3 separate regions of the Mus musculus genome follow, and regions 2 and 3 are each linked to region 1. A link is a loop called in an ENCODE intact Hi-C map of the cell type or tissue named here. Cell type or tissue: heart. All regions are shown on one strand. Links, peaks and the distances in the headings refer to the core of each region. The heading gives the core; the rest is flanking DNA.

Region 1 (10,889 bases), core at 2,959-7,958:
ACAAGGAAGCTCGGTGTCTCCAGGTTTCAGCTGCCTCCCAAGGCACAGACTTGGGGGAACCAGGAGATCAGTAGAAGCTTTGTTAAGAGACCCTGGATGCTAAGCGAGAAGGCCTACTTGGTTCTTACTCTGTAGTGGTGAGGCCACTTTGCCCCGAGCTATCTCCATGCCCCTTGGGAGAGGGGAGAGGAAACAGGCTCTTGGGTGAACTGTTTCAGTTGCCAGCTCCTAAGATGATTCTTGTGGAATGCCAACGGAACGAAACATCCCAGTTCCACGTCAGTGTCACCAATGTGGCCTACACAAGTACTCTCACTTGGGGGAGATGGTGTTCTTGCTGAGACAAGGGGGAGGAGTGGAGCTTGTTCCTTTGTGTAGTCCTGCCCATGATGTAGTGTCCACTATGATTCCCTCATGGGGAGGGATGGTGTAAGTGGCTCAGAGCCTCAAGCATGCATAGGCTGGAGGACAGTGGCCTCTGCTTCTGCAGGATGGCTGGTGGAGGTGGCCAAGTGCCTGCTCAGGCAGCCATCCCCCAGAGCTCCTTGTAGGACTCAGGACTACAGCCCTCTCCCCAGTTTTATTGACCACATATAGAATTCATCGTTGGATTGCAAAGTCTACCCAGTGAAATGGACAGATGACAACAAACATGTGAACTACAGGTGTGTGCCTTCTTAGGCTGCCCGACACCCTGTCACCCTATTGGCCCACTAGGCTGTGGCACTGCCTCATCTTGGGTGGAACCCGGAATTTGTTAGGATGGAGGAAGTGGGGCTGAGGCCTGTCCTGGGACACCAGAATGCCAGAAGGCTTCCCACGACCCAGTGAGACTCCGCTCCCTGGTAGCTGAGCACACCACCAAGACAGAGCCCTGGGGAAGGAGGGCTACCTCTCTGGCCTAGACCTCAGGGACCCATAAACAACCTCTCAGACAGAGAGGGTCCCTAAAGTAACAGGTACCTCTGATGACCCCACCCCCTTGTTCCCAACCCCCAGAAACCCTGGGGTAGGCTGTCTGACCATTTACACATAGGAAATGAGAAATCAGGTCAAATGTGCACAATTTCCTGCATGTCTCTGATGGATGTTTTCTTAAACGGTCAGTCTGTGTTTTACCTTGGTTTATTGAAAGGAATCAATTTTCAAGATTCATCAAATCAATAAGGTAAAAAGGAAAAGCAAGATCAAAGAAAAAATAACAAAACATTTCATTATAACTTTGGTGACTTGGGCTCAGGAATTTCTGCGCTGTCGAGAAGCTGGAGAGAGTGGGGAGGGCTGGCTTCCAGGCCCCCACTTGCCGCACGCTCAGAGGCCACGTGTATCTTCACTCCATGGGGGAACCTGGGGAGCCCTGGGGCCCCACCTGGTCCTGACCCAGGAGCTCTAACAGCTGTGCCTCCCTCCCTTTGTCTGTGGCAGGAAGCTTGTCCTTTGAGTTGGAATCTGGGTCACTGCTGCCCAGCTCTGCCCATAAAGCTCCAAGTGGCAGGAGGCTGGGCCTGAGCTTTGACTGACACGAGAGCCCAGAGGTATGAGGGTGGCAGAGAGCTGAGGGCGGCTCCTAAGACTCAGGTTTGGAGCTTCTCTTATAAGTTAGAGTTGCTGGTGTTCCCAACCCCTGGAAGAGCTGGCTGGGGCTGGGTTTGCTGACCATTAGGTCTCCAGACCCCTGACCCTTCAGGAACAACTCCAGTTGGTGGTTAGGTGAAGACTCAGGAAAGAGTATATTGCTAGAGAGGTTTGGAGATGACCACCAGGGAGAAATGCCAGCCTAGGAGTGGGCCTCATTTCAGCCCCCCAAACACCCATGTCCCCCAAAGCTGTGCTTACACAGGTTGTTACTGACATCTGCCCTGTGGGGTGGGGCCCAGCAAAGGAGGAGAGCTGGGCTTGAAAGCAGCCTTGAGCTTCTTGACTCCTCTTGGGCTATGGGAGGATAGGATACAGCTGGTCCAGTTGACATATAGTGCAAAACCCACACAGGGTGCCAAGGGTGGCGGCAGGCAGCTCTTCTGGGATGGCCATTCCCAGGGCCAGGCCTCAGAGATGGGCTGTGGAGGAGGGGGCAGAGTCCCTTTGCCCCATGAAGCCTGGCTAGAAATGGGACGTTGGGGAGGCACAGTATTAGACAGTGGCACAGGCCTGCTCACTCAAAGGTCTCCCACTGTCTGCGGAGCTGCTCCACGGAGGTGGAGGCTGGGGCCAGGGCCGGGGCTGGGCTTGGGCTCACATCTTGCTTGGTTTTTCGCAGCAAATCCTCAAAGGGGTCTCTGGCCTGTGTAGGAACAGAGGGCTGCGGGGTTGGCTGTAGGCTCTGGGGCGGTCTGGGAGGCAACAGTGGGGATTCACCAGGCCTCAGGGCCAACCCCTGCTTGGCCTCAGCAGCCCTGGCACTTGAGCGGGCCAGAGGCAATGTTCGGATCCTGGAGGGGGCAACGGCTGGGGGGCCAAGTGGCTGCAGGGGACTAGTGTGGGCACCCATTGGGATCTGGCCAAAGAGGTTGGGCATGGAGAGAGCAGAGAGGTTGGGCTGAGACCTGTGAGGGGCATAGAAGCCAGAACTAGACAATAGAATGCTAGGTGCATATGCTGGCCCTAGGGATGCTGGAGGGGTCCCAAAAGGCCTGGCTGGTGTAGAGCTCAGGGGCATGGAGGGTGGTACTACTGGCACAGATGGGACAAAGGGATTGAGTGGTGTCTGTACAAAAGGGGTGGGTGTCACTGTTGGGGGGAAGCTGAGCTGAGGGATGAATGGGGTGGCTGCACTGGGGGTAGCAGGATGTGATGGGATGGTGCTGCCTGACCAGGCTGTGTTAAGTGGATCCAGGAGAGCGAGCAGGGCATCGCTGCCTGTGCCTGCAGCTCCTGGGGCTGGGCTGGGTGGCTGCAGAAGTTCTGTGGGACCTTGGGGGACAGCTCTGGGGAGCAGCCCTGACAGGAGGGCTGGACTCAGAGCGGCTTGTCTTTCCCGGTCCATCTGCAGTGGCTCTGAAGAGAAGTCACCAAGTGGGCCGCCAGCAGCCTGGAGCTTGGCTGGCCGGGCAGTGGGTGGTGGAGGCACGATGCCCAGCTCAGGGGTCTTTCTGCCTTGTGGCCTGGGAATGGTGATGCTGCCCGGAGTTGGGATGGGAGTCTCCTCCTTGATGCTGGGGCTCAGGATGCCCTCCTGGTTCTGGGGTCTGAGAGGCAGGGCTGGGGAAGTACCAAGCAGAGCTGAGGGCTTCTCAGGGGAGGTTATGGAGGGCTTGCTGGGGATGGCCATGTCGTCCTGACCCAGACTCCAGAGCTTAGTATATGGATGAGCAAGCTTCAAGGCTGCAGCCATGCTAAGGCCCCTCTCACTTCTGCACAGGTCCAGTCTCTGTGGGGAAGGAGGGAGGAAGTGATGACCACTGGTTAGCCCAGGCAACCCTTCCTGCATGCCAAGCACATTGCTCCTGGGACTGGGAGGAGTTGCAGGTACCCAAGACACCTGCAGAGATCCAAGCCCTACTGTGTTCCACAAAAGGAATACAAAGGAATCTCCTGTCTTTTTACAAATGCCTATGCTTGCCAAGCAGTTTCAGGAAAATGTTTCCATCTGTGGGCCACCTAACAATGGCTTGAGCCTTTTTGCTGTTCAGAGATTGTGGTGTCTTTGATTACCCTCAAAGGGGCAAGTGTAACTCTAGGCCTGGCTGAAGGGACAGGAGCCAGAGAAGAGATTGTATTTGAGTCCTGACCATGCCTCCATTTGACCTGGGCTAGACTAGAGCTGCTTCATTCCCAGAAGGTGGGATAATCTATGAATCCCAGAGAGGGGAGCTGACTGATAGTCGCACTGGGAGAACCAATCCATAACCCAGGAGTTTGATCCAAGGAGCCTGGTGGGCTTGGACAAGCCTTGCAGCAGCCAACTATCAGATAAGAATGGAGGCAGGCAGACACCCCCTGCTGTGCTAGCATGATAGATAGCTCCCCGTGATAGCTGGTAACAGTGTACTGCTCCAAATTGGGTGGGGTTGGAGTACTAACACAGGGGTGGGGATGTGATGTCCTATCTCCCTGGCCCCTTCCACTGTGACTAGGAGGACCTTGCTCATTAGGAGACACCCCATCAACTACTGTTCCCTACTCCCATCATACCTGGTAATCAAAGCTCCCTGGCTGTTCCCGCAAGTCTTTGGGGGCCCGGAGATCCTCCAGGCTCTTGGCTTGGCCCAGCGGCTGCAGTGGTGCCTCCACGTCTAGGCTGCTGAAGACATCTTCTAGAAGGTCAATGCTGGCAGCTCGGTCAGGTGGAGCAGGGGTAGGTCCCCAGGGTTCTCGAACTAGCTGCTCTGGACTCTCGGTCTCATCACCTTCTGCGCTGTCTGATTCTTTCAATGTCCGGTATGGCTGTGGCCTAGGAGGAGACAAAGCCAGCTGGATTTTCTTCTAGGGAATCTGTGGGAGGAGCAAGTGGCTCTAGCCCTTGCGACACCAAGCCCCAGGACCAATGTTTTGTGGTGCTCCTGGGGCCGGATTGGGTTCTTTAGTATGATTGGTGCCTTGGACGGGATGCTCCAACTCTCACTTTCTCTGAGGAGATGGTGAAGCGCCCTAGGGCCCAAGGTCTATAACATACAGCCCAGGTAGGAGTGGAGGGACATAGCAGGCAGATGCATGCATTCCTTTGTCCCACCTGCTTCCTGAGTAGTGGCCAACCTTAGCTTTAGAGTCAGGTCCAGAGCATGAACCAGGAGCCCTAGCATCTCTAGCGAAACTTCTAGGCCTTAGCTTATATGATTTATGTTTGAGCCCTGGTTCCATACCTTGCCAGGGGAACCTGGCTGAGTCAGTTAACCTTTGTAAATCTCAGCTGCTCAAGTGGTGGTGTGGTTCCATAAACAAGCGCAGAGGGTAGGCTGAGGCTGGAGCAAAGCACCAGCCAGCAGCCCACCCTCTGTGAGCTCTGTGTAGCCACACAACTTTTTGGGAGAGCTGGGGTAAGTAACAGCTGACTCGTTTTGCTTTCCCACTGAGTTTTAGGGCACCACTGATCTGCGGGAGGCAGCACCAGCCCTGACCTCTGGTGAAGGCTGGCCAGTGCAATGAATGCCTCCCTTTTAGGGTCAGGCTGGCTGTGCACATGGTGTTGGTGAAGTGGACTGAGGGCTCCACCTGCTGGTCACAAGCAGGCTGACACCAAAGGTCCACTGAAAGAGGAGGAAGTCCCAACTCCATTCATCAGACTTTTCTGTTTAGGACTTACACCCTACCTTACAGATGAGAGCAGGGAAACCCAGAGAAGTTAAGTAAAACAATTCTGTGTGTCCCAGCACCCAGCAAGGGGTGGAATGGAAGCAAAGTTGGAGGCTCTTCAAAGTCTTTTTGTTTTGTTTTGTTTTTTGTTTTTGTTTTTTCCGAGACAGGGTTTCTCTGTGTAGCCCTGGCAGTCCTGGAGCTCACTCTGTAGACCAGGCTGGCCTCGAACTCAGAAATCCACCTGCCTCTGCCTCCCAAGTGCTGGGATGAAAGGCGTGCGCCACCACGCCAGGCTTGGCTCTTCAAAGTCTTTTCCTCACTGTGACCAAGGAACTCAAGAGCCTTTAATCTAAGCTGAGCACAAAGGAAGGGCTGGGGTTAGGAAGAGTCCCTCCTTCCTAAACAGGAGACAGTTTTCTTAGCCCTTTTGTGTTGTGAATTAGGATGGGACATCCCCCTTTAAAAACACACAGGAAGCCTTGAACTGGCTCTGGGTACAGGCTAAGGAAATGAATTTTAACCACTGCTTCTCAGTGGTAGAATGTGCAGCATGTGAGGTCCTGGGTTCCATTCCTAACATTGTAAAATTCGGGGAAAAATGCCAGTCAATCATTTAGTTCAGAGGCCTGTTGGGGTAAGGCTTAGGGCAGAGTCGGTGGGAGTCTTCCAAGTAGGTTGCTTTCCTGCAGGGTGAGTCGCAGTTGCCACTTAGATGAGCATGTGTTGTTTCAATAGCTCTTTTTGCTCCCACTAGTAATAGCTACATCAGTGGACACATTAGACCTGTGATAGCACTGACATTCCTGCTGGGGAGAAGCTGAATCTTCAAACATTTAAAAGAAAAAGATCAAAGAGAGAATGAAATTACTAAAAAGGTATGTGTGAAGCCCAGGGACTGTGAACTAACAGGGACAAACCACTGCTATTGTACCAGTGAGCTGGCAGCAGGAAACGAGCAGGGGGCAGAGCAGCCTTGACTTAGAAGGTCCAGGATGAAGCCATAGGGAGCAGATCTGATGCTGGGAACTTGCTAAGGTCAGAGAGCTGGGAGGGGCTGAGGATGGGGACAGTGGAGGGCGACAAGGACCCCTGACTGTGAGGTGGACAGCAGCTGGCACTCTGGTAGTTGTGGGCACATCGCTGAGGCTCCTGGGAAGTCCATTTGTATGTAAGGTAAGCCTTCTTTTCCTTGAAAAGAAAAATGGTGTTTGGAATTTGTATGTAACTTACGTCATAAAATAATAGAGTTAAGATGAAATTACTTTTAGGAAACCTAGGTAGTGCTGGTGGTGTGTATGCCTTTAAACCCAGCACTCAGGAGGCAGAGGCAGGCAGATCTCTGAGTTTTAGAATGTGTTCCAGGACAGCCAGGGCTACACAGAGAAACCCTGTCTCAGAAAAAAAAGAAAAAGAAAGAAACCCAAGTAGATCATAACGTGTGTGTGTGTGTGTGTGTGTGTGTGTGTGTATGCATAGTATATATATTTAGAAAGGCTCATGTATATAGCTCAGACTGGCCTGGAATTTGCTATGTATCCCAGGCTAGCCTCAAACTCACAGTCCTTCTACCTCAGCAGAGACGACAGATGTATATGTATATGGCCTTTTACTTTACATCTGCCTTCCTATCTCCATGGCTTTCTAAGATGCACTGAGAAAAGGAGGGTCAGGAGTCAGGCTTACTGTGGTCGCCAGTTCCACTGATGGAGTCGTCTCCCCTTGTAAGGAATGGGGATCAGTGCTTCAGTCTCACCTGATACCTTTGCTGTCACAGCCCTGTGGGGCCGGCACAGTACGAGCCTGAGAGAAGGCCTGTAGACATGGCAGCCACCCTGAAAGTTGGCACCCAGGAACGTTTCTCCCCATGGCAGCAAGCAGCCCCAGTCCCCCATGCTCCCCACTGCACCCAAAGAGTCACCAGGCTGAGCCCAAGGAGCTGGAAAGAGGAAGAGAGACCATTCAAAGGGAGCAGAGAAGAGAAGGCTTTCAGTGAAGCCAGTGCTGGGGGCCTCTTCCCGTCGGCATTCCTCATCAGAGGAGTCTTCAGAGAGGAAGACAGCATAGTGTCGCAAGGGCTTTACCAGGCTGGACAAGAGAGAAAAGAAGAGGCAGTTAGGACACCATGAGAGCACAGGGTGAGGGGAAGGCCCAGGGCATCCACTGGGGTAAGGAGGCTGCCTCCAAGCCGAGAGGAAGCTGCATTTGCTATGTGTGCCGAGGGCTTTGAACTCTCACCCAGAATGTCTGACCTGGTTACCCACTTCTAGCAGGCTAACCCTAAAATAACACTACTTTCTTTTTTTTAAAATTTTTTTCTTTTCTTTTCTTTCTTCCTTTTTTTTTTTTTTTTTTTTTTTTTTTTTGGGAGGGGGTTTTCGAGACAGAGTTTCTCTGTATAGCCCTGGCTGTCCTGGAACTCACTTTGTAGACCAGGCTGGCCTTGAACTCAGAAATCCACCTACCTCTGCCTCCTGAGTGCTGGGATTAAAGGTGTGCGCCACCATGCCCGGCTTAATTTTTTTTTCTTAAAATAAATTTTATTTATTTTATGTATATGAGTACACTGTCTTGGTCTTCAGACACATCAGAAGAGGGCATTGGATCTCATTACAGATGGTTGTGAGCCACCATGTGGTTGCTGGGAATTGAACTCAGGACCTCTGGAAGAGTAGTCAAGTATTCTTAACCGCTGAGCCATCTCTTATGCTTAAAGTACTAAACACTCCCAGCAAGCAGAGCTAGGAACTGCTGGCTGAAAGCTATCTTCCCATTAAATATAATGCTAATGAAGAGAATGTAAAAGCATGGCACAGTTGCTCTCTTTATGATTGGGCTTCCCACACCTGTAGGCTCCATCTCTATAGTTCCAATCAGCTGTGAGTTACAAATGTGTGGGTGTGGTGGTGCAGGCCTTTAATCCCAGCAATGGTAGGTAGAGGCAGGTGGATCTCGGTGAGCTTAAGGCCAGCCTGGTCTACAGAGCAAGTTCTAGAACAGCCAGAGCTACACAGAGAAACCCTGTCTTGCAAAACAAAACAAAGAAAATGCTTGGAAAAACTGCATCTGTACTGAGCATGTGCGGTCTGTACCATCATCACGTTCTTCCTCAACACAGCTCAACGGCATCTACACAGCATGCATGCTGGATTAGGTATAAAAAATGTAACCTAGAGATGGTTTCAGTGTACTGGAGGGTGTGTATGGGCTCTCTGCAGACACCATACCATTTCACAGAACAGGCATGAGCATCCTGGATTTTGCCATCCAGACCTGGTTCCCTGAGGATACTACATCCCTCATCTCTTGTGGGAAACTGCACAGGAGAAAGACTAGAAAAGCAAGTGCTTAAATTCCAGCAGTGGCTAGTGGGATTGTGGATGACCCCGCCTTATGCTTCTTCTTCTTCTTCTTTTTTTTCCTGCAGCATGCATATCTCTACTTCAGTAATCAAGGGGGAAAAGTTAAGGAAAAAGTGAGCTATGTGGAAGCAGCCCCCGAGAAGACCCTCTTCTGATTAGCTGCCCTCTCTTGAGTCTCCCTTGGATGCTTCTTCAGAGAGTCTTTTTCATCTGTGATGTGGAAATTAAATATTCATTGTTATAAAAAATATATCTCCCTTGTCAGCCACCTGTGTGCTCTAGCTCTATAAACAAACACACACAGTCCAGAGAGTCCACACCTGGCTCCTATCAATTATATACTGACCAGCAGTGCCCAGGAGAGGTCACAGGCCCAGGAGAGGAAATCTCCAACTGTGGCAGGTTCAAATCCTGACCTCACCATGAATGCCTTTGTAACTAACACCTCTGCCTCTGTCAATGGTTGGGCTCACTGTGAAGAGACCTGAGAGGGAACAATGAAGTTTTGAGGAGACAGAGAGGAGAGACAGGGTAGTAGGCAGGGCCACCTGTTCTTGGGAGCAGCCTTCCTACACTTTCCCTGTTGGAATTCCTTTCAGGTTTTATTTAGGAAAGGGCAACACATTTGAAACGAGTACAGGAAAGTCTGAACAGGAGGCTGGGGAGAGCCCTGGGATGGCCAGTGTTCTGATTTCCATTCCTAGAGCTAACCTGTTATTACTTGAAGTAGCTCCCAGAGCCATCCACAGCCTCAGCCCTTCTAGCCATTACACCCTCATTTTCTCCCCTGTCCCTGAAGGCTGGTCATGAGTTTTATCCTCAAACTGCAGTGGAAGTTGTGGCTAGCCCAGGGCCATGCACCACGGGTAGCAGGTGCAGGGCTGTGATAGCCTCCACTTGCAGACCACCTGGATATCCCTAGGATGAGATGCCTCAGCTCTTCCACAACTGGAGGAGGACCAGCTCATGGCAGAAGGTTCTGCATGATGAAACATGTCTCATCTGGCCTGGCACAAAACTAGGTCCCTGCTGCTCTCATAGGCAATGAGGCTAATCCACTGCAGAATGACTGAGGAGGAATACTCAGATGCTGGAGTAATCTGCTCTCCCGCCCGCCTCCCATTGCCCCTGCTTTCTACAATGGGGCAGCCTCTAACTGAGACAGGAAGCTCTGTGTTCACTTCACTCTGGGCAGCTTGAGGTGCATGCCAGGGATGGGTGGGTTGGAGGGCCAAGCCCTGGGGCCCCTTTCCAATCCATCCTCGGCACTTCAGCTTGAGAACCATCTCTGAAGGACATCCTCTGCCCCTCAGCTCTTGTGCCTGTCTATCCTCAGCACACTGACTGCTCTTCCATCCTGAAGACCTGACCTTAATATTACCCCCTAGGGAAGGACCTGGCTTTCCCAGCTCTCCCTGCTGTAGTTCTTGGTGCTTCATGGATCGCAGATAATCTGGAATTCTGTTCCTGGCTGGGCTATAGGCCAGGGGCTTGACCTTTGCTGCTTTTCTTCTTCCCAGGGCCCACATTAGAAGGATGAAGGAATGAGGCTGGGATGCTGGGGATCTATCTCCTCCTCTTCCCCCTAAGCACCAAATATACCACCCAGGTCTTTTCATCACTTCAAGGCTCTAATAGATGCACCTCCTCTTCGGATTCTCTACTTGCGTCCTGAGATGCTTAGACACAGGGTATACAGGACCAAGAGCAGATGCCTCAAGGCAGAGTTCAGGTACAGGCCCCTGGGAGGGCCCTGTGGTGGAAGTACTGTGATCTAAGTTGCTGGAGGTAGTCTGTCACTACTTGAAGTGGCTCTGAGCAAGCACCCTAATGTGTAGGACTGTCACACTAACTTGATGGAGTCCACCTGTCTAGTCATCTCCCCATTTGTCTGAGCACCTACAGGAACACTTCTCGCCTATGTTTAAGCAGATCTAGTGCTTGCTAGGCACTGGGGACTATTGATGAAGCACAGAGAAGCAAGCAGATAGCCAAGCCAGGAAGTGACTGGAGCCAGGCTGTCCTGAGGATCACAGTCCTGTGGATACACACAAGAGAATTTAAGCCCCCACCTGGAAGTGCTGGGTGACCCTCAGATTTACTGTCAATGTCTCTCTGACACCTGCATACTGCGTGGATGTCAGAGAGACCCTGGCACAGATCACATGGTGGCTGACAGTCACGAAGTCTGTCACATTCCCAGAGAGCTTTAAGCCTTTGTGCTGGAAGACCTCTGGTGTCATTAAAGTCCTACATTGAGGGGCACCTTTGACACCAGGGCCTCCCACATGCTGTGAG
Region 2 (10,889 bases), core at 1,955-6,954, 410 kb before region 1:
GATTAACAAGATACCAGAACTACTAAAGCAAAGACTTTGCATTACTGGGACTACTGATGCTGGTTAGCTGGAGCTAAGAAATTAGCGGTGATTAAGAAGAGACCAGCATCATTGAGGTGACATCTTCTGGGAAGTGTTTTCTGAAAGCACAGTGGCTGTATTCCAGATATAGCCAAAGTTGTACCTTGTGCTGTGGCTGGACTTGGTAATGTGTAAGGGTCACCCAGGTGGTACTGGTTTTGAAGGCATGAAGAAGTTGAGCAGAGCAGCTGAGGCTTGGCACTGTGAGAGGCCATGGAAGGCCATTGGTGAAAGTCCAGCCTCAGTTGCAATTGATGGCCCAGGACTGAAGGGGTCATGCAGTGTTTTGGAGATGCCAGTACCATGAGATGACCACCAAGAGCAGCAGCAGCAGTGGAGTACAGGCATCTGGAGCTTAGAGGACGATGTGTGTGCTACAAAGGGCATGGCTGGAGAAGTGACCCAAGCCCTTGGAGGAGTCCAGAAGATCGTAAGTTGGATCCCAGATATTGGACGGTTGGAGATTGACTTTTGCTTTTGGTTGTGGCTGTGCCCTGATATTTTCCCTCTTGAAGGAAGAAACTGTTTTAGTGGAGCCCACAGTTAAGAGACTTTTAATTGTAAAAAGACTTTGGATTTTAAAAGAGATGGATATTTTAAAGAGATTGAAATTTTAAGAATATGTAAAGACTGTGGGACTTTTAAAGTTATTTAGATCTTGGGGATGAATAAGATTGTAAGGGTTGAGGCTTACTAGTGATGTTTTTGTGTGTCAAGTTGACAAGGGGTCAATTGTACTGGCTAGTTTTGTGTCAACTTGACACAGCTGGAGCTATCATAGAGAAAGAAGCTTCAGTTGAGGAAATGCCTCCATGAGATCCAACTGTAAGGCATTTTCTCAATTAGTGATCAAGGGGGAGATCCCCTTGTGGGTGGGACCATCTCTGGGCTGGTAGTCTTGGGTTCTATAAGAGAGCAGGCTGAGCAAGCCAGGTGAGGCAAGCCAGTAAAGAACATCCCTCCATGGCCTCTGCATCAGCTCCTGCTTCCTGACCTGCTTGAGTTCCAGTCCTGGCTTCCTTGGTGATGAACAGCAGTATGGAAGTGTAAGCCGAATAAACCCCTTCTTCCCCAACTTGTTTCTTGGTCATGATGTTTGTGCAGGAATAGAAACCCTGACTAAGACATATACCAAAAATTTATTATGGGACTGGAGAGATGGCTGAAGGCTGCTTTCTTAAAAGGACCCAGGTTAAGTTCCCAGACCCCACATGACAGCTCACAACTGTAACTCCAGTTCCAGGAGATCCAACATCTTCTGGCCTCTGCACTCACTGCATGCCCAGTAACCAAGCAAGCAAACACCTAACAGAATTACTTAAATTTAAAAAAAAAAAAAATTCTCATTATTATATAGCTTAGTCTTGGCCCTTAATTCCTATATAATGTTCCCTCAACATTCGTGGTCAACGCAACAAAAAACATCTGGCATCACTACACTTAAACTATTAACTGCTGCGCCATCTCTTCATCTCCCCATTCCCAACCCCCACCACAGGGCTTCTCTGTGTAGCCCTGGCCTTACTGGAACTTTGTAAGTTTTGTAGGACCAAGCTAGCATCAACCACAGAGAGATCCACCTGCCTCTGCCTCCCAAGTGCTGAGATTAAAGGCATGCACCACCACATCTGGCCTGTTTCTTTTTTAAACATATACTTAATATAGCTAGCTATCTTATCAGTTCCACTTTCAAAGTAAATTCTAATAACGATTTTTCATCATTCCTATTGCTATAGTCCCCAAAACTTACATTTCCAATCTTGTACCTGGACCATCATAAAGTTAAAATGGCTCCCAACCATATACACATTAGAGCAATATTTCTCATTTCAAATGAATAAAGCTTTGTAGTAGCTTTCTTCTATGACCAGAATACAATACACTGTGGCCACTAAATGTTTAAAATCATCTATTTGAATTCATTTACTGTTCCTCTTAAATTATTAAAAGCACCTCTCATGATATTGAGCGTGAAGCAACCTATTATTATAAATATTTCTTGAATTAACTATCTTGGGTTTTTCTATTTCTCAGAAGGCAGTTTTTAGAGATTTTTTTCCCCCTTGAGACAGGATCTCTATATAGCCTTTGCTGGGTGAAAATTTGCTAAGTAAACTAAGCTGGCCTGCAGCTCAGAGATAGAGATGCAACGGCCACCGCCTCCTGGGTGTTAGGATTAAAGGTAAATGCTATCACAACAATTTACAAGGACCTAAAACACGGACAGACTCTTGAGTGTCTACATTTTATTTGGCTGAACCAAACTGGTGAGACTGGGTTCAGTGAGAGACCCTGACTTAAAAAATTGAAGTGGAGAGGTGCACAATCACACACACATGCGCACACATGGAATGCACCTCCACAAACATGTATATACACAGGAACATAATAATTATATGCATATAAATCTCAGTGAGGCAGTAATATATAATTTTTAAAAGCCAACATGCTACATATACATTGTTTCTTTTTTAACCCTTTGTACAACCTCTGTTTGTTTGCAGCACAATACAAAGAATAAGGCTAACTGGAAATATGAACAAACCGGAAATTATCTGGTTCTTCATTGGAAACACTGAGTTTATATGTGAAATACTGTCTAGGTACAAGGAAGATAAAAATGAATAACCCAAGAGATAAATGATGTCCAATGGAAATATACAGGTAAATGAATAATTAAGAAAAAGCAAGTCAGCAGGGTGGTGGTGGCAAATTCCAACACTTGGGAGGCAGAGGCAGGCGGATTTAGGAATTCGAGGCCAGCCTGGTCTACAGACTGAGTTCTAGGATGGCCAAAGCTATACAGAGAAACCCTGTCTGGAAGAACCAGAAGAAAAGAAAAAGAAAAAAACAAGTTTACAATATTAGTAACTGTGTAAAGAACATTGCTATTTCAATGTGTTCTTCAAAGTTCAAGGTTAGAATTTTTTTTTCCAAGATAGGATTTCTCTGTATGAAAATCCTGACTATCCTGTGGACTACTCACTCTGTAGACCAGGCTGGCCTTGAACTGAGAGATCTGCCTGTCTTTGCCTCCAGAGTGATAGGATTAAAGGTTCGTCTCACCACCCTGGACTCAAGGTTGGAATCTTAATCCTCAAAGTTTTAAGTGGTGAGACACCCTAAATACTTGGTTAGGAAAACCAGTATGGTACAGGTTCACCTTCTCAAAGAACAACTCAGTTGGAAGAAACAGACTAAACAGAGAAGGCTGGCGGAAAGGATCTTCTGCTCCTTCATAGCCACTACTCACGGAAGTATTTCCCTAGGGCAACACACACAGAAACTACTGCTACCATGGTCCAAGGGGCCAGGCTGTAGCCTTTCAGTGTCACGGAGTTCAGAGTTAGCCATTAAGGCCAGGCAATGTATTTTTAGGAATGTTGTTTTTTTCCCTTTGAGACAGGGTTTCCTTGTAGCCTTTAATGGCTTAAAATTTGCTATGTAGACCAGGCTGGCCTCCAGTTCACAAAGATGCAATTGATACTGCTTCCCAAATATGAATTTCTTTCATGAAATTCAAAGATGAACTTCAAAGGGCCATTACATGAAGCAGTGAAAATGTAAACAAAGCTAAGATGGCGACTCCCAAGATTTTGGAGTTGCCAGGAATCTAAATCTGATTGATTAGCCAAATTGGTATTTAGCTATAATAAGTATGGAGCTGGCCCAAGACAGAGGCTATATGCTTGAGCTAGACAGATGAGACTACTCAAATGCTTGGAGTTCATGGGACTCATTAAAACCCCAGATGCACACATACAGTTATAGGTTTGAAGTTTACCTGCTGAGTTTCAGTTTGGTTTTACTTTTCCTTGTAGTGACCTAGTTCCTCTTTTTTGGAGTGAAAATGTTTGCTCTGTGTGATTTTAGGTTGAAACTACTTGACACATTTTTTTTATTTTTAATTGTATAGGGTTCAAAATTTAAGAGGTTGCCTAAAAGGCTAAAGAGGTGGCTCTGCAACAAAGAACACTTGCTGCTCTTGCAAAGGATCTGAGTTCAGTTCCCAGTACCCACAAGGTGTTCAGTTATAACTCCAGTACCTGGGGATCCAGCTCCTCTATGGAAACTGCACACATGTACATACACAAACATGCAAATGAAACATTCATATATAAAAGGTAAATTTAAAATTTTTAATTGCCTAAAACTCAGATGAGACTTTGAAAACAAAGTTTTTATTGTATTTTTTATTAGATGTTTTCTTTATTTACATTTCAAATGCTATCCTGAAAGTTTCCCTATTTCCTCCCCAGCCCTGCTCCCCTACCCACCCACTCCCACTTCTTGGCCCTGGTGTTCCCCTGTACTGGGGCATATAAAGTTTGCAAGACCAATGGGCCTCTCTTTCCAGTGATGGCCGACTAGGCCATCTTCTGATTCATATGCAGCTAGAGTCAAGAGCTCCGGGGTACTGGTTAGTTTATAATGTTGTTCCACCTATAGGGCTGCAGATCCCTTTAGCTCCTTGGGTACTTTCTCTAGCTCCTCCATTGGGGGCCCTGTGATCCATCTAATAGCTGACTGTGAGCATCCACTTCTGTATTTGCCAGGCACTGGCAAAGCCTCACACAAGACAGCTATATCAGGGTCCTTTCAGCAAAATCTTGCTGGCATATGCAATAGTGTCTGGGTTTGGTGGCTGATTATGGGATGGATCCCCGAGTGGGGTGAAACTTTGAAAATTTAAAGAGTTGTTGGAGCTGTCAAAAACCAGAGGGCCCTTTGAAGTTGAACTGAATGCACTTTACATTATGAAATAGTCACAAGCCTCTAAAAAACAAAGGGTAAGTTTAAAAATGATGTTTCAGCATCAAACTGAAGGGTGGACTCCTGATAGTTAATATTGACTGAAAGCTTTACAAAATCTAGAAACATTTCAGAGAGTCTATGAGGGATTTTGTTGATTAATTGGGTGGAAAGACTCACCATAACAGCAGGTGGCACCATAACATGGAGTAGAGTCCCAGACTGAATAAAAAGAAGAATGCAAGTCGACTCAGCATTTACATATCCCTACTTCCTGACTGTGAATGTAATGTCCCTCATGATTTCACCCCATGATGGTGAACTGTACCTCTATATTGTAAGGCTTCCATCCTCCAACTGCATTTGTCACATAATGTATTACATCACCAAGGAAAGTAAGACAAGTAGTACTTAGTGCTTTATTGGTATATTATCTAAAAGATGAATCATGGCTTGAAAGGAAGGATTGAACCAATCATGTAGTATAGTAAAGCATCAATTAACAATTTAAAACAAAGGCTAGAAATGACTAGACAGGTACCTTACAAGGCATTTTCAATAAAAATGAGAAGGGTAAATAGATGAAGAAGTAGTAAAATGGATGAGTTGATATATTAACTGATAAGTAAAAATGGTACCTAGTACAGAATATAACCAATAAACTGGGTATTATAATTACTGTTCTCTTAATTACTGTTTTTGTACGACCAAAAAGGATAAAGATCAGAGAGGATAAAAGAAAGGTATAGCTGATTTATAGGTATATATACATACACACACACACACACACACAAACACACACACACACGGGTTCTAGGTGAGTGTGAAACGACACTGAACCTACAGATTCCTTTCTGGCTTGTTTTGTTCTAATTAAACTCAAGCCAAGTTCTTTCAAAAGAACTGTATCATAGAGCTGGCAAGATGACTCTGGGTAAACATGCTGGCCACACACACCTATAACAATCTGACTTTAAAACCAAAAATCCATAAAAAAAAAGAAAAATGTGATTGTGGATATCTGTAACCCTGGCATTCTCATGACCAAGATGGGAAGCACCTGAGAACTGGCCAGGTAACCCAGAGTACAAAGTGGAAGGAAGGAAAAGAAGGAAAGGAAGGAAAGGAAGGGAGAGAAGGGAGAGGAAGGAGAGAAGGGAGAGGAAGGAGAGGAAGGAGAGGAAGGGAGGAAGGGAGGAAGGAAGGAAGGAAGGAAGGAAGGAAGGAAGGAAGGAAGGAAAACAAAAGGAAGGAACTGACTTCCAAGAAGCTGACTTATGACTTCCACATAACTGTCAGAGAATGTGCATGGACATGCTAGCATATGCCACATGTAAATACATTATTTCATTTTTTTTTTAAAGTTCTTAAAACCACAAAATCTTTAGTTATTTTTAACAATGAGTGTTTTAAAATTAGTGTTTAAAAGCTAAAATACTCTATTTCAGGTATGAATAAGCTGAACATATTTCCTAGAGCAGCAATTCTTAACCTGTGGGTCTTAACCCCTTTGGGGTCGTTGAATAACTCTTTCACAGGAATCACCTAAGAAGACCATTGCAAAATACAGATATTTACGATTCTTTTTTTTTTTTTTTTTTTTGGTTTTTCGAGACAGGGTTTCTCTGTGTAGCCCTGGCTGTCCTGGAACTCACTTTGTAGACCAGGCTGGCCTCAAACTCAGAAATCCGCCTGCCTCTGCCCCCTAGTGCTGGGATTAAAGGCGTGTGCCACCACACCCAGCTGATATTTACGATTCTTAACAGTAGCAAAATTACAGTAGCAGTGAAAACAAGTTTACGGTTGGAGGTCGTTACAACATGAGGAACTGTATTAAAGGGTCGCAGCACTAGGGAGGTGGAGAACCACTGTCCTAGAACCTAAAAAAATGGCACAGTGGTTAAGAGAGCATCTACTGCTCTTCCAAAGTTCAGATCTGAATACCCACTGGGAAAGACTCACAATTGCCTAGAACTCTAGCTCCAAGGGGCATATGTACTCTTCTGGCTTCCATTGGCATTCATACAGAGATACATACACATGTATAAGTAAAAATAAATATTTAAAATTTTTGTTGATATAAATTCTATACCCAGAGCTGCCTTTGCCTAAATAATCCAGCCATTTTGGTTTACCTGGCCCTTTTGACTACCATTTACTCTCCTGGCCTCTGCGTTTCTTGGCCTCCCACCCCTCCCCCATCACCTCATAAGGCCTGGCTCAGGGTCTTGTTCACTTTGGACTCTCCCAAATGTCTCTGCTTCTGGCTATGCTCTCTTTTATCTAAAATAAGCCTTCTCCTCCACCCTACCTAGGAGCAGTCATGTCCTCCTTTTTACTTTGTTTTTATTCAGTAACTTATAGGAAAATGTTAAAAAGAGCAATCTCCAGAATAAGAAAAATTATCTATATTTAACATTTTGCCTGAGATTTTGCTGGTATGTTCAACTGAACCTGAGCAAATAAGACAAATAACAGTACTTTCATTCTACATTGGTAATGGAAACACGGATTCCAGTTTCTAAATATGACTTTTTCAAATATGACTTGTTAACACTAATCTTATACCTAGTTTAATCTGATGGATTCATAAAAATGGTTATTTTGCAATTCACATTACCTGTATCTTTGAAACATCACAAAAGTTAATACTGTATATAGCACTCCCTCAATGACCCTACATAAAAAAAACAACAACATTTTTCCAGACTTACTTTTCAAGCTCTTCCTGAGAATGGGCAAATGTACAATTTGTTCCTCGTGGACAACCCCCTTGTTGTCGTAAATCTCGGCACATACTAGTTTTATACTTGCTGTTTGGCTGTGGCTACACAAACAAAATATTTAGCAAATGGAAAAGCTATCAATTATTATTCACTCATTAGACTTCAGAACTTAAAAGACTTAAGTCTTTTTCACATCAGACACATAATTCTCATGCATGCAGAAACAAGTTCCATTCACCATTTCCTACTGGAAGAGTAATAGAGATCCTTAAGGAAGCCTTCAGGCCTTCTTTCTGAAGGTTATCTGAAATTGATTCAAATTTATACCTACCTATTTCTCAATCTTCAAATTGTAGTAACAAAATAATTTTTAAAGGAACTTAAGAAAATGGGAAGCTATGATCTTTACCCATTTAAAAGCTTCCCCCAAAAAGTTGAAGTAAAAAATTATTACATTATTAGTTGATTTACAGGCACAACTCTATTCATAGGCAAACAATGAGGGAAAACAATAAAATGCACCATCAGACAGACCCTGTGGTAGTGGTGCATACTTATAATCCCAGCACTCAGGAAGCAAGGCAGACAAATCTCTGTGAGAGTTTCAGGACAGACAGGGCTACACAGAGAAACCCTGTCTCAAAAAACTAAAAAAAAAGAAACTAAAAAAAAAAACCATAATATGCATCAAATTCTTAAGAAATTGCTCTTACTATTGTGACCTTAAAAAATAAAAAAATTATCATTCAGTTGACACTAAATAATATAGTAGTTTCTAAATAAAATATGAATAGAATAAAAAGTTAACAGATTTTGGAGTACTTTTAGCCCTACCTTGTTAGATATTGATAGCATAACTTTTAATATGATATTTAACTCAACTGAAAAGACATTTGGATAAGGGATTATATTTGAACTTCCTCTTCTAAAGTACACTACAAATATTTAGGAATTTCAAATTCCAAATATATTATAAAACAAATTCATTTGAGAGACAGCAAAGAAAAAAAAACTTTCAGCTATAAAAATACCCTCTAAATTCCTTATAAAAAGAAATGCCAACCAAGTACAATAAAAAGGGAGTTTCTCTCAAAAGTACAAAATAAAAATTTGCAAGAATGCTATGCATGTCACTCAGTGTCAGACAGGAAGCCCTGGGCTCAAAGCCTGTGCAGCTACACATGCACATACACATGAACACCCTCCTTTCACACACATAACTTCTAATAGGGAAGGGTTATATACATAGTCCATTTGCCAATAAGATTGTTAGTACGTTCAGGATGAAGCTGTCTTGGACACAGCAGTAGTTAGAAATGTAGTCAATTTACCTGAGGTGTCTCATGGCCTTTTCTACTATAATTTTGTATGAAGTCCACAAGACCATGAACAACTGTTTTAACAGCTACCATTGCATTTTCCAGTTGCTCCCAAGTTGGTGAAACAGCATCTAAATTAAGAGTCAAAGGGATGGGGTTGGGGTTGGAAGAGACAACATATCAACAGTCATTCCTGGTGCTATTTACCTCAAAGTTCCATAAAGTATAAGCACTTTTCCCACATACCTGGATTAGGGTCTATGTTTGCAAGAAGCTCTAAATGAGGTCTCAGCCTATTTAAATTAGCAGGGTCACCAGTTCGCTGCAAAACAATTGTCAATTCCTGGACACTCTTTGCAAATGATTCTGGAGACTGTAGCTAACAGGGGAAAAAGAAAAAAAGGGATTTTTTACTCTGGATTTTTGAACATACCTATATTCAAAATGTTTTCCAATGAATCACCTTACTTAATAGTTTTCAAGTGTCTTCAGATTTCATAATAGGACAATCAATGATGAACTAAATTTTCACCTCAGAATCTGCCCTATGAAATTCATCACTAGACACTTAAAAACATTATTTATCAGCTATATTAGCTCTCTGGGGTGAGAATGTTGATAAAAGTTTTCAACTTTACAATGCTACAAAGGCAAAATATATTCAGTAGAGAGTGTTCCACATTTTACATTTAATTTCATCAAGGGGAGTGATGTGAAGTACAGTAGTCACACTGTCATGAGACAATGGCACTGACCTACAGCTCTCAGTGAGCACATAAGTAGCTAATACTCCACAAAGACCAGCGTGGACAATGTTCTAAGTCATCAAGTTCACTAGGTTAGATACGTGTATTTTCTACTCAGGCAGGCATATTAGGTTATTAACAGAGAAGGAAGGATCTATGCTACAGTATTTTCTGAGACAGGAAGGGTACAAAATCTAACCTTACAAACCTTATCAATGATAGACTGCATGTGTGATTTATGAGCCAAGTCCCCATACAGCAGTGAAGACCACTGCTCAGGTGAAATACGGAGTCCTGCTTCCATGGCAATATGAACAATCTGGGCATCATGTTCTCTGCGTAGTGCCTCGTAACTCCGAAATTCCTCCTTTAGCTGCATCAGGGAAGAGTCTTCATCCCTTTTAGTAACCTAAAAATGGGAAGGAAAAAAAAAATCAAACTCATTAGAATTGGTCTGCCTTTTTCTCTTATCCAGTTCATTTACTGTGGGTGTGGGGATTGGGCTGAAGGGGTTATATACCAGACACCACAAAAAGTACAAAATGCCAATAGAAACTCCTTTTCAGAACAAAACAGAAAGTATATAATTATGTACGCAATCCTTTTCTTCATTGAGTTCATCAGCATTTGGCAGGAAAGAAAGATTTAGAAACAAAAAATTATAGTAAGGGTGTAGTTATAGGGTCTACAGCAACATAAACAAAGCCAAATAAATACGACAAGTAAATAGAAGGAAAATTTTCAGAAAATGTTTTCTCTTGGCTCACGACTATGTGAGCTACATCTCTAAAAATAGAATTTCTTTAGGAAAAAGAGGAAAATCAAATTCTAAAAAACAATGCCAGGCAGTGGTAAAATATGCCTTTGATCCCAGCACTCCACTCAGGAGGCAGAGGCAGACAATTCTCTATAAGTTCAAGGACAGCCTGGTCTACACAGTGATTTCTAGAACAGCCAGAGCTACATAGAGAAACCCTGTCTAGAAGATGGGAGAAAATAAAACAAAACAGCAACCTACTAAACAAACAAACCAACCAACCACCCCAAATGAGCAGAGGACAGAATTAAAAGTTCTCATATATGCAAGAAAAGACTCACAGATGACCGTAAGTACTATGGTAAATTAGATATTAAATTCTGAAGGGAATGAAAAGTCACTGAGAGTTGTTACAGAAGCACTATGATTAGACACATGTCTCAAAAACACTATCATTTTCCTTGCTTAGAAAGTGGGGGTTTCTTGTCTTGTTTTGTTTTGTTTAACT
Region 3 (10,889 bases), core at 3,566-8,565, 420 kb before region 1:
TTTTTAAATATTGACTGAAATTTAAGCTTCAATAAACTACTACCCACAAATCTGGGGCAGAGCTGGTTGAACATACTGCATACTTTCAGATGCCAAGTGAAAATTTCAGTCACATTATGGCAGGGCAGAAATTATTCATGTTTTTAAGTATGGGTAATGTTAGCCAATGTTCTACTACTACATGGTTCAAAGTCTTATCAACCTAACAGTCAGAAAACAAGAAAATTAAACCCAACATGAAGTAACAATAAACAATATCTAACTAAATAATGCAATGAACACCCAAATTAATTTCTTTAAATTAAAGACCCAGCAATACCATCTTGTTAGTCAGTGCAAACGCTACATACAGGGTTTTCTCAAGAAAGCTGAAAGCACCTGATTCTTTTGCCAAGTCATCAGATTCAATAATGTACAGGCTTAAATCTGCATTTTAAAAAATTGCCATTACATTAGTGCATAATTTATCAAAATTGTAAAAACGATTCTGCATAACTTAGGAGAATTTAATATCTAGTACATCAGCTGAAAGACTTAGGCACTTGGTTATATTTTTAATTAATTACTTCAACAAGTAGCCTGTGTATAAATATTAACAAAGCAGAAACTATTCTTGAAAAATGGAAAATTAAAAAATTAAATGCTACAGATAAAAGCACTGCACTACACTTCTACATATAATGCAGTAAAGAAAGCTATTATAACCCTGTAAAACTCTATGGTAAGAACATCTAACTCCACTCTCAAAAAAAAAAAAAAAAGACAGAAAAGAAAAGGAAAAACAAAACAAAACAAAACAAAAAAAGAAAGAAAGAAAAATCCATGCAAAGTCCAATGAAAAAGATAAATAAAGCAGCTGGAATGAGATGGAAATTTCTCTCAGTGAAACATAAAATAGAAATAAGTTAATTAACTCTACTTTCACTAGATGTATCATTGTAGGATCCTGCTAGTTTAATAACTGAGTTGTTAATTTACTGTAGAAGCCATTTAAAATAGGAAATGGCTCAGTTACTGCACCGGATTGCTACAAACTCATAAAAAGCTGCTTGAAGCTTAAGTTAAATGTTGTCCAAATTCCAATAATTTCTGGAAAGTGAACATTACCCTAGTAAAGTAAATTTTCTTTTTTTTCATAATGCTAATGCAAGAGGGCTTGAAGTATCAAAGAGTCCACAGGAAATGGATGCCCCCAGTAATATCTTTTTTTTTAAAAAAAATATACATTATATAATATATATTATATATATAAAAAGCTAGTGTAAATGCTTCCATGGTGTGGTCACAGATTTGAAAGCTGAGCCTCCTTTCAGCTGTTAACCATCTTCCCATTTGCAATAGGTTTTAAAAAGTCGTTTTTATCTTCAGACATAACGTGAGTTTTCAGAATGAGGTTGCCAACACTGACAGATGTGGTGATGGGGAGGCAGCTTGCACTGCTAATAGACATTGGACGTGGCTGGCTAAAGCAAGATGTTACCGGCAGAATTGGTTTTTGCTCCTCCCTGAGAGAAAATGACAGTGAAAGCAAATTAACTTATGTACAATTTAAGAGTTATCACATTTGCTCTCTGAAAGCTACTTCAAACTCTAAGCCCACAGAAAAGCCTATCTTCTTTATTAAAAAATGTATTAAGTAGGGGCTAAAGAGAAGGCTCAGAAGTTAAAGCACAACTGCTACTCCAGAGGACCTGGGGGTTCAACAGCCAAAACCACACAGCAGTCTGTAACTCCAATCTCAGAGGAAGCAATGTCCTTCCGGGCCTCTTTGGGCACAAAGCTTGCACACACATAGACATATATGCAGTCAAAACACCCATACACATAAAAGCTAATAAATAAAAATTAAATAATTTTTAAAGTATTACAAGTCACTAAAAAGGTCATATTTTCAAAATTTAAAAATTAAACTTGATAATTTGTGTCATCTAATCAGTATTTTAAGACCAGGACCAAATATTTGGCAAAAATTATACAAAATAGCAATATAATAGCCAAGAACATCATAACAAGATTTTTTAAAACAAGAAACATTCAGCACAGGTTTTTGTTTGCTTTAGTTTTTAAGGTTTTTTAAAATAAAATTTATGTATACAGTATTTTGCTTTCATGTATGTATGTGCACCACATGTGTACAATGCCCTTGGAGGTTGCAAGAGGGGGGTTGAATCACTTGAAACAAGAGTTATGGATGGTCATAAGCCACCATGTGAATGCTTAGGCTCAGGAACAAACCTGAGTCTTCTACAAAAAACAAGTGCGCTTAACTGCTGAGTCACCTCTCCAGCCCCTTGTGGTTTGCTTTTTAGACTTTGTGGTTTGTCTTCCTCTGGAGTCCATGACAACTTAGAGCATATAAATAGCAGATTCTGCCTGTGCTTCCCAAATACTGAAATAATCTAGGATTTATTTTTCCATCCTATGATCTTCAAGTTTGGTCAAATTGAAGAACTATAACCTGATGTTAGAGATAAGAGAACTTTCATTCCCAAATTGAGTTTTGGTTTTAAAATAAACTGCTTTACTAGTTCAAATTCCTCTAAAAACACAGACTGACCAAATCATTACTTTATTATACAAGGTTTCCCCATAAATAGAAAAAGGCAAAAAAAAAAAAAAACAAAAAAAAAACAAAAAACCAAGAATCTACCAGCACATCTAGCGCTAAGTATTGATCGCCTCTACCCTCTGATTATGAAGGGTCTGTCTAACACTCACAGAATCACATGGTCTTCACCTAAACTCTGTCTCTTCGGCTTTCCTGGGTCCTTCTGGTGCTGCTGGGCTGGATGACCATTTTCCACTGCTGTTCCATTGAGCAACTGGTCATTTTGAGAACTGATACCAAGTTGTATGTCCAAAATTTCCTGAGAAAATAAAATGTTAATCCTTCAATATGACAGTATTTTATGTATTTTAATTTGCAACAAAACAAAGCCACTACTTATCCAATTGAGGAACTTACTTCAATTTGTTCACTCTGGCCATCAGGTTCATCAGTATCAAGGGCTGAAAGCTCTAACTCAATATCCCTATCAGGCTTTGTATCTACAGTGTCTTCTGTGTAGTCATTCTATAAATTAAAAAAAAATTATATTAATTTTATACCTGCAGAATCTCTTTTAAATAAAAATAAGAAGCCTAATGGTACAGTTAAAGATTTAGTTCAGAAGTCTGAGAGTGTATTGCTGAGAGGTTCGGTTCCCTTACCTCTCCATTTCTTAGTTCAATTTCCTTGCTTAGAAGATTTAAAGTAAGGTGACGGCCTTCATCCAGGGAATTCCACTTTTGTTGCATGGCCAGAGCATTAGCTTCCCTCTGAAGAAGTAATGAGTTACTCTTGGCCTCCATGAAGAGAGAAGAAAACATAAGCTTAGCTTTCAATTATTATTTTACGTTTTAAAAATCAAAGCTAAATATATAGAGCCTACCTGCTGAAGTTCAATGCTCAAAAGGTCTCCGGTACTAGAATGCTTTCTATGACCAGATAAATCAGTAACAATGAATCTGTCCCTTTAAAAAGAATTATATTTACTGTAGTTAAAGTGAGACATAAAGGAGCCAAAGCAATAATGACTCTATGTTCTTTGTAACGATCACTGAATGTGTTTTAGTCACTATTCCAAATGTAAAATTTGTTCCAGAAAGTTTTTTTTTTTTTTTTTTTTTTTTTTGAGACAGGGTTTCTCTGTGTAGCCCTGGCTGTCCTGGAACTCACTCTGTAGACCAGGCTGGCCTCGAACTCAGAAATCCGCCTGCCTCTGCCTCCCAGGTGCTGGGATTAAAGGCGTGCGCCACCACGCCCAGCATTCAGAAAGTTTTTACACAGCTCAAATTAGCAAGGCTTAATCCATGGACAACCAGTAATGATTTTTCTATTTTAGGTGCATGTAAGTTTGAGAGTAAAGGAAATGAGAGTATAGTTACCGTTCAATATAGTGTGCTGATGATGTAGCATCGTTGCCATATGAACTCCACCTTGAATCGACAGCATTCACGTAAGGGACATAATCTGCATGGAACACAGAAAAACAGTTTAGAAAGGCAGAAAATAAGCCAGACAAGGTGGTACACATCTGCAATCCCAGCACTCAGGAGGCTAAGGCAGAAGCACTGCCACAGCTATGCTTTGAGGCCAGCTGGGATATAGTGAGAACCTGTCTCAAAAAACTAAAAAAAAAAAAAAAAGAAAGAAAGAAAGAAAGAAAATTTAAAAATCAGAATATAAATATGTACTATTTAAAATGGCAATGTATTTTTTCCCACTAGCCAAAAATTCTACTTAAACCATTTCATTCTCATATTATTAAGTTTTCTACCTCAGAGGTTAGGAATAAACAGTACATGGTAAAAAAAATTCCTTGGTATTAGTAAAATGGCTTACCTGATACGCTGATGGGCTTAGTTGCACTTCCTTGGGAAGCAGTTGCCTGGACGGGATCTGTTGTATGGTAACCTGTTCGGGAGGATCGGGAAATTGCACCCCATTTTGAGATAATGGGTCCGTCACTAAAGGGAATAATTGGGTCTTCTTCTTTTGTCCTTCTCTGAGCTTCAAATAAATGCACTCTTCTCTTTACATCCCCACTGTCCAGGTCCTACACAGACCAAAAAATACCCATGAAAGAGCTGCTGACGATTGCTGTAGCTAAAGATAAAGTATGTTCTCAAAACACATAATTAGGTTTTTCTGGTCAACTTTATACTAACTTTAGATCTCAATGGTATATAACAACTATATTAAACTACCAAACTACGGTTAAATAATTTAAACATTACATAAAATTAGTTTTGTTGAAATATTACCCTGATACTTACAGGTAAGTTATACATAGCCAGAATATGAAAGACTAAAGTATTCATTTAAAAACTTCAGATACCAACATTATCTTCCCTACCTCCACCACCCCCTTCCCCAATCAAGCAAATCATACCATCAATACAGCATTTGAATTAGCAATTACGTCTTTGGGCTCCGAATCAATGGCATTTATACAAGAGCCTATGGTACCACAAGACCAGGGAGAATAATGGGAAAGATGGTCTTCCTCAAATTTTGCGCCACTCACACTCTCAGAGAACTGATTAAAAAAAGAAGGGGGGAAAGAAGGTAAATTAGTATGAAACCTAACTTTACAAGCTTGTAAACTAACTAATACTAAGTAACTATCATACAATTAAAGGATCATGTAGTTAATAAGTAAACTCTTTCCCATAACTAAATAACAGTTGGGTATGTTGGCTCACTTCCGTAACAAACATCATTTGGTAGTCTAAGGCATGGAGTTCAAGGTCAACTGGGATATATATTTGAGTTCCACTCCAGCCTGGCTGCACAAAGCAAAACTTCTCTCAAAATGAATGAAGCAAATAAATAAAGAAATCAGCTCTAAGCAATAATATCCATATATAATAGAAAATATCACAGCTTTTTTCCCTTTGTCTCATAAGTTATTTATTCTATACCTTTTTTCACTTTGGTCCTATTAAGTGATCTTTAATTTTTTTAAAAAATTTAAATGTTAATTATTTATTATATATGTACACAAGTGTCATTATGTGTGAATAGAAGCCAGAAGACAACCTGTAGGAGTTGGTTCTCTCCCTCTACCATGCGAGTCCCAGAAAACTGCTGCTGCAAGCACCCCTACTTCCTAAGATGTCTTACTGATTTAGTTCTCTTACAAAATTCCTGACCAGTACTATCAAAATCAATTAACAATGACACACTAACATGGTGTAATATACTTGGGAACAATGAGAAAAAATAAACACAAAACGGTTCATGTCTAAAAGTGATCTGTAACTCTCGAGAAAAGATCATGTAGCAAAAAAAGGAACATAATAAATCATACAGTATTAAATAGTAAAAGGAATTTAATGGCAGCTCTGAAGCTAAGAAAGGAAAAGAACAGATGTGAAAGGAAATAAGGCAATATAGTAATATTAACAGGACCCAAAAGTAAGAATCATTAAATCTAGTTTACTAATTATAGAGATAGGGAAACTGAGGAAAAGTCAAACATTTTGTCCTAATTAATGCAATTTGCCAATAGAAGAGCTGAATATCAGAGAAATACTTATTTCTTAAAGTATGCTGCATAAAACAGTGAAAATATATCTTCCTATTAAATGATATCTCTATCAATCATTGCCATGCTGTTTACCTGATTTGAGGCAGTCTTAGTTTAGTGAGATGAATATGAATAAGTTAAAAATGCAGTGTTTTATGACACACTCATGAACACAAGTACGAATCTAATCATGGTAGTTTCACTTAACACGTGTACATGCAGCACTAGGAAGGCTAATGCAGGAGAATTACTATGCATCTGAGGACATCCTGGGCTACCTAGTGAAACACAAAATTAGGAGACTGGAGAAATGGCTGAGCAGTTACATGTGCTTGCTGTTGTTGCTATTCCAGAGTACCTGTTTGGTTTCTACCACAGGGGGGCAGCAAACAACCTTCTCTAACTCCAGGCAATGTGGGCATCAGTACATTTGGCATATACCCACGCCCTCTCCCCACCCTGCTCTCTCTCATTCACATACACAAGCACAAACACACAAATATTAGAAAGTAAAAGTAAATCATAAACAACCAAACCAAACCAAATAAAACCCAACAAATTAAATTAAAAACAAATATGTATGTATACTTAGGACTGTAACAAAACAACCCAGTGGCAAGAAGTACAAATGAAACAAATCTGAACAAGTTGATAATTATGGAAATGATATGATAATTATGTGCAATTTATTGTGAGTCTACAATTTTGTATGTCTGAAGCTTTTCCTAATAAAAGGTATTTTACAAACTGTGGGTTTTTTTTTTTTTGTTGTTTTTGTTTTTGTTTTTGTACTGGAAACACTAGGGGTCAGGAATAAATCAGAGAATGTGTGTGTGTTAAAAAATTTTTCTCCAGCCAGATGATGGTGGCACACACCTTTTAAGAATTCCTGTACTTGGGAGGCAGAGGCAGGCAGATCCAGGCCAGTCTGGTCTACAAAGATAGTTCCAGGACAGTCAGGGTTACACAGTGAAATGCTGTCTTAAAAATAAATAAAGGGTTTTTTTTTTTCTATAAATATATTGTATTTAGAGAAATGAAACACACACATAACATACATTAAAAGAGACAGGTAGAATAGAAATCATTCTGTCATAGCCTTGTTTTCTTGTTTTGTTATAACAAGAATAATTAACAGAAATATAAATAGCAGAAGTAATACAGCAGGCGTTTCTCTACTTCTTATGAAACAGAAAAAAAAATTAGAATTCAAATAGCAGCTTCTTATAAGCAGAAAGATCTTACTTAAGTAATTACATAACCTCCCTGAGTTATAACCTATAAGATATGGATAATACTCAACCTCTAAGGTTTTTTTTTTTTTTTTTTTTTTTTTTGGTGTTTTTGAGACAGGGTTTCTCTGTGTAGTCCTGGCTGTCCTGGAACTCACTTTGTAGACCAGGCTAGCCTCGAACTCAGAAATCCGCCTGCCTCTGCCTCCTGAGTGCTGGGATTAAAGGCGTGCGCCACCATGCCCGGCTAACCTCTAAGGTTTTGTAAAAATTAAATAAAATAGCATTTTTAAAAGTAGTTACTAGGTATATGGTAGGTATAGATATGATTTTGAAGCATGCACCAATCAGGGGTTAGAGTGAAGCTCAGTGGTAGAGGATACTCAAGGCTCTAGGTTTGGACTTAGCCTAAAACCAAAACACAAACATAACAATAGAAATAGGAAATATTAAAGTCTATGCTGCAAAGCTTTTGAAATCCTGGTAGTGAACTCTTACCTTGAGACTCTCCTAACATTTAGCCATAGTCTACACACTGTTTACCAAACTAAATTAAACTCCATATAAAACTATTCCAAAATATCCAAAGTTGCCTTAGTTAAAGCTGTTTGACCATTAGGTTAAATAAAACCTTTCTTACATCCGATCGGAAGTCTACACTGAATAGAGGAGAAGGTGGTGTTGGTGACTGTGTGGCCACAGGAAGAGTTGAAGAGACAGGTGTTTTCTGGGTATGATACTGTGTCCACTGATCTGGCTTTCTTCTTAACTGTTCCTCACAACTGGTCTTCAAATGACCACAAGGTTCCTAAGAGGAATAAAAGAAAAATTGTTGGTCACCCTTCGAGTGGTAAATAAATTTAATGATGTTGTGAGAATAATGTAAACAAGTTTAATCTTGTTAGGACACACACACACACAAACACAGAGGTGAGGGGTGGGGGAGGAAAAATTGCCTTAGTACCTAGTGTTTTCTCCATATATTCAATAAAAAAGGGTAACATACTCAGCTGATGTCAAGTCAAATGTGAGAACTCATTTTTCTAGGTTAGAAGTTGTGTGTGTGTGTAAATGTGAAGCTACTGAAAAGAGGCCTTGTTTTAAAATTTCTATATCAGTTCCTAATTGAACATAACATTGAACACTGGTATGTATCAAGTCTTGTTCTAGGAGCTTTATTGTTTTTGAATTTAATTCTCACAACAGCCTTATTAATAAGTACTATTCTTATTTCCATCAAACATGAAAAAACAAAAAACCCTGTGCCATGCAAAGGGCAAGTAACTTCTCTAAATCACACAGTAAGAGTCTGTCTGGTTTGATTCAAGACACAAGGATCTCAACTAACACATGATAGCAACATTTTTTTTCCCCTTGGTTTTTCGAGACAGGGTTTCTCTGTGTAGCCCTGGCTGTCCTGGAACTCACTTTGTAGACCAGGCTGGCCTCGAACTCAGAAATACCCTGCCTCTGCCTTCCAAGTGCTGGAATTAAAGGTGTGCGCTACCACTGCCCGGCATGACAGCAACATTTCTATTTTCAACATTACTCACCCTTGGTAAAGGCACAGTTGTCCTTGGGTCATTCGGTGGCTGACAAGCCACTGAATAATATCCATCTAATGAGTTGTATCTTTCCCGTAAAGATGTCTGATAGACAGATGAGTGCATCACATCCATTGGAGGTAAAGAATTGCTTCTAATAATGTCATCTCGTTGGTACATAGCTGGGCGCCAGATGCGCCTGCTGTCATACACCGGAGCATACATTCCAGAGGGTACTGGAGGAACTGGTCCATACTGCTGCGGAGGAGGAGGTTGGTAAGGAGAAGAATTCATTCGATCTCGAGGGGAGAATGTACTGTAATGATCAGCATATGGCATGGAAGCAGGTGGGAGGGAGGACTCTGGAACATTACTGGACCTCACAAAGCGAGGAACACAGGGAGTCACACCAGCTGGTACCGTTGGAGGTGGTGGGTAGTATCCTTGAAAATTGAAAAGAAGAATATTCAATGTAATACCTTAGTAAAAACCAACATTTTAAAATGGTTTAAATTTAAGGCAGCCCTGAATGTGGGAAAATATAATCAGCATTGATCTTTATCTTGGTATACAAACTGTATTACTGTCAAGATACAATTATACTAATAAGAACATTCAACATTCTTAGAACTATTCCTTAAAAATAAAACTACAGTGAAGTTGGCAAATGACAGACTGATTTCCATTTAGTGAATCTTTTGCATGAGGTTTCATATCACTGACTCTTATGAAGCATTTTGGGTTCAGAGATTAAAAGACCTCTTTCAGAATTTATATTATTCATTTTCTTTTCAAATTGTACCAAAAAAAAAAAAAAAAGTGTAGTGGTACTCTCCTTTAATTCAAGAGGCAGAAGCAGGTGGATCTCTTAAGTCTGAGGCCAGCTTAAGTCTATGATTTTCAGACCAGCCAGGGTTATATATATAGTGGGATCCTGTCTCAAAATAAATAAAAATTATAAAAGCAGGGTTTTAGAGATGGCTCGGTGGTCAAGACCACTTTCTGTTCTTACAAAGAACCTGAATTCAGTTCCCAGCACCTACAGAGAGCTCACAGCCATTTGTAACCCCAGCTCCAAGAACACTGCAAACATGTGTTACACATTTATAGAGGCCAATGCTTATGTATATATAAGAGTAAAATTAAACCTTTTTTTTTTTTTTTTTTTTTGAGACAGGGTTTTTCTCTGTGTAGCCCTGGCTGTTCTGGAACTCACTTTGTAGACCAGGCTGGCCTTGAACTCAGAAATCCGCCTGCCTCTGCCTCCCAAGTGCTGGGATTAAAGGCGTGAGCCACCACTGCCCGGCCTAAACCTTTTTTTTAACAGCACACAAAAAACACAGACGTCATATTTTATACACCATTTCATCAAGGTCATTCATAGATTCTCTATTTGATTCTTACAAATGACAACTAGTAGTACCTGGGCAGAAGAGTGAAATAGACTCTATCTCTAACCAGTTATAAAAATTAATTTGGTATGAATTTGGTATGGATCACCTGGAACTATAAACCTACTAGAAGCAAGCATGAGAAATACCTAAGGTACTGGAAAACACAAAAACAAAGGCAAATCAGGTAAGCGGAACTATATCAAATCATTGAAAAAAAAAATCATCAGACTGAGGAGGCAACCCAGAGAATGAAAGAAAATATTTGCAAGCTATATATATGACAAATGCAATTCAAAACAAATCAACTTGTTAAGTATAAGAAGTAAGTTAAATAAACGTTTGTCGAAAGAAGACATTCAAATGGCCAACCAGTACAATAAGAATGTTTAACATCAGTAATATTTTAGAATATATAAATAAAAATCAAAATGAAATATCACCTCACTCCAGTAAGAATGGTTATTATTAAAAAAAAAAAAAAAAGCCAAAACAACAACATGGCTCAGTTGGTAAGAGCGCCTATTATGTGGACATAAATTCAATCCAAGTTCAAAACCAAAACCCACATAGGGGAAACAAAAGGACTGACTCATAAATTGGCCTGTGACTATAATAAGTATAATGTGGCATACATGTACTCCCTTT

What was found. Peaks named below come from ENCODE experiments on the same cell type or tissue, not always from the same donor. Only the 100,000 strongest peaks of a DNase experiment are listed, where the experiment ranks them.
Region 2: it touches region 1 in a loop (3-fold over the local background); 2 of 42 quality-filtered maps call a loop at or near these places.
Region 3: it touches region 1 in a loop (2.8-fold over the local background); 2 of 42 quality-filtered maps call a loop at or near these places.

The regions. Positions count from the first base shown.
Region 1 is chr2:37,797,884-37,808,772 of GRCm38, forward strand. It overlaps Dennd1a (DENN/MADD domain containing 1A), which reads right to left. Exons shown (of 23, transcript NM_001362973.1): 21 at 7,189-7,317; 22 at 4,132-4,390; 23 at 1,107-3,367. The coding sequence ends at 2,153. It overlaps Crb2 (crumbs family member 2), which reads left to right. Exons shown (of 13, transcript NM_001163566.1): 13 at 1-1,220. Among named protein-coding and RNA genes, the nearest start is that of Crb2, 27 kb to the left of the region's middle. In heart, for the core only: a CTCF peak has its summit at 5,149 (motif pointing left); a DNase peak (open chromatin) is centred at 5,121; H3K27ac peaks cover 1,338 bases.
Region 2 is chr2:37,390,697-37,401,585 of GRCm38, forward strand. Rc3h2 (ring finger and CCCH-type zinc finger domains 2) reads right to left here. Exons shown (of 22, transcript NM_001100591.1): 7 at 9,833-10,033; 8 at 9,125-9,257; 9 at 8,891-9,009; 10 at 7,548-7,660. Snord90 (small nucleolar RNA, C/D box 90) reads right to left here and starts at 9,432; the gene lies at 9,365-9,432. In heart, for the core only: a CTCF peak has its summit at 5,018 (motif pointing right); no DNase peak of the experiment used is centred there.
Region 3 is chr2:37,373,924-37,384,812 of GRCm38, forward strand. It overlaps Rc3h2 (ring finger and CCCH-type zinc finger domains 2), which reads right to left. Exons shown (of 22, transcript NM_001100591.1): 13 at 8,860-9,293; 14 at 7,947-8,114; 15 at 4,935-5,081; 16 at 4,385-4,598; 17 at 3,928-4,012; 18 at 3,432-3,513; 19 at 3,211-3,345; 20 at 2,966-3,073; 21 at 2,719-2,867; 22 at 1-1,505. The coding sequence ends at 1,310. Among named protein-coding and RNA genes, the nearest start is that of Pdcl, 20 kb to the left of the region's middle. In heart, for the core only: a CTCF peak has its summit at 6,440 (motif pointing right); no DNase peak of the experiment used is centred there.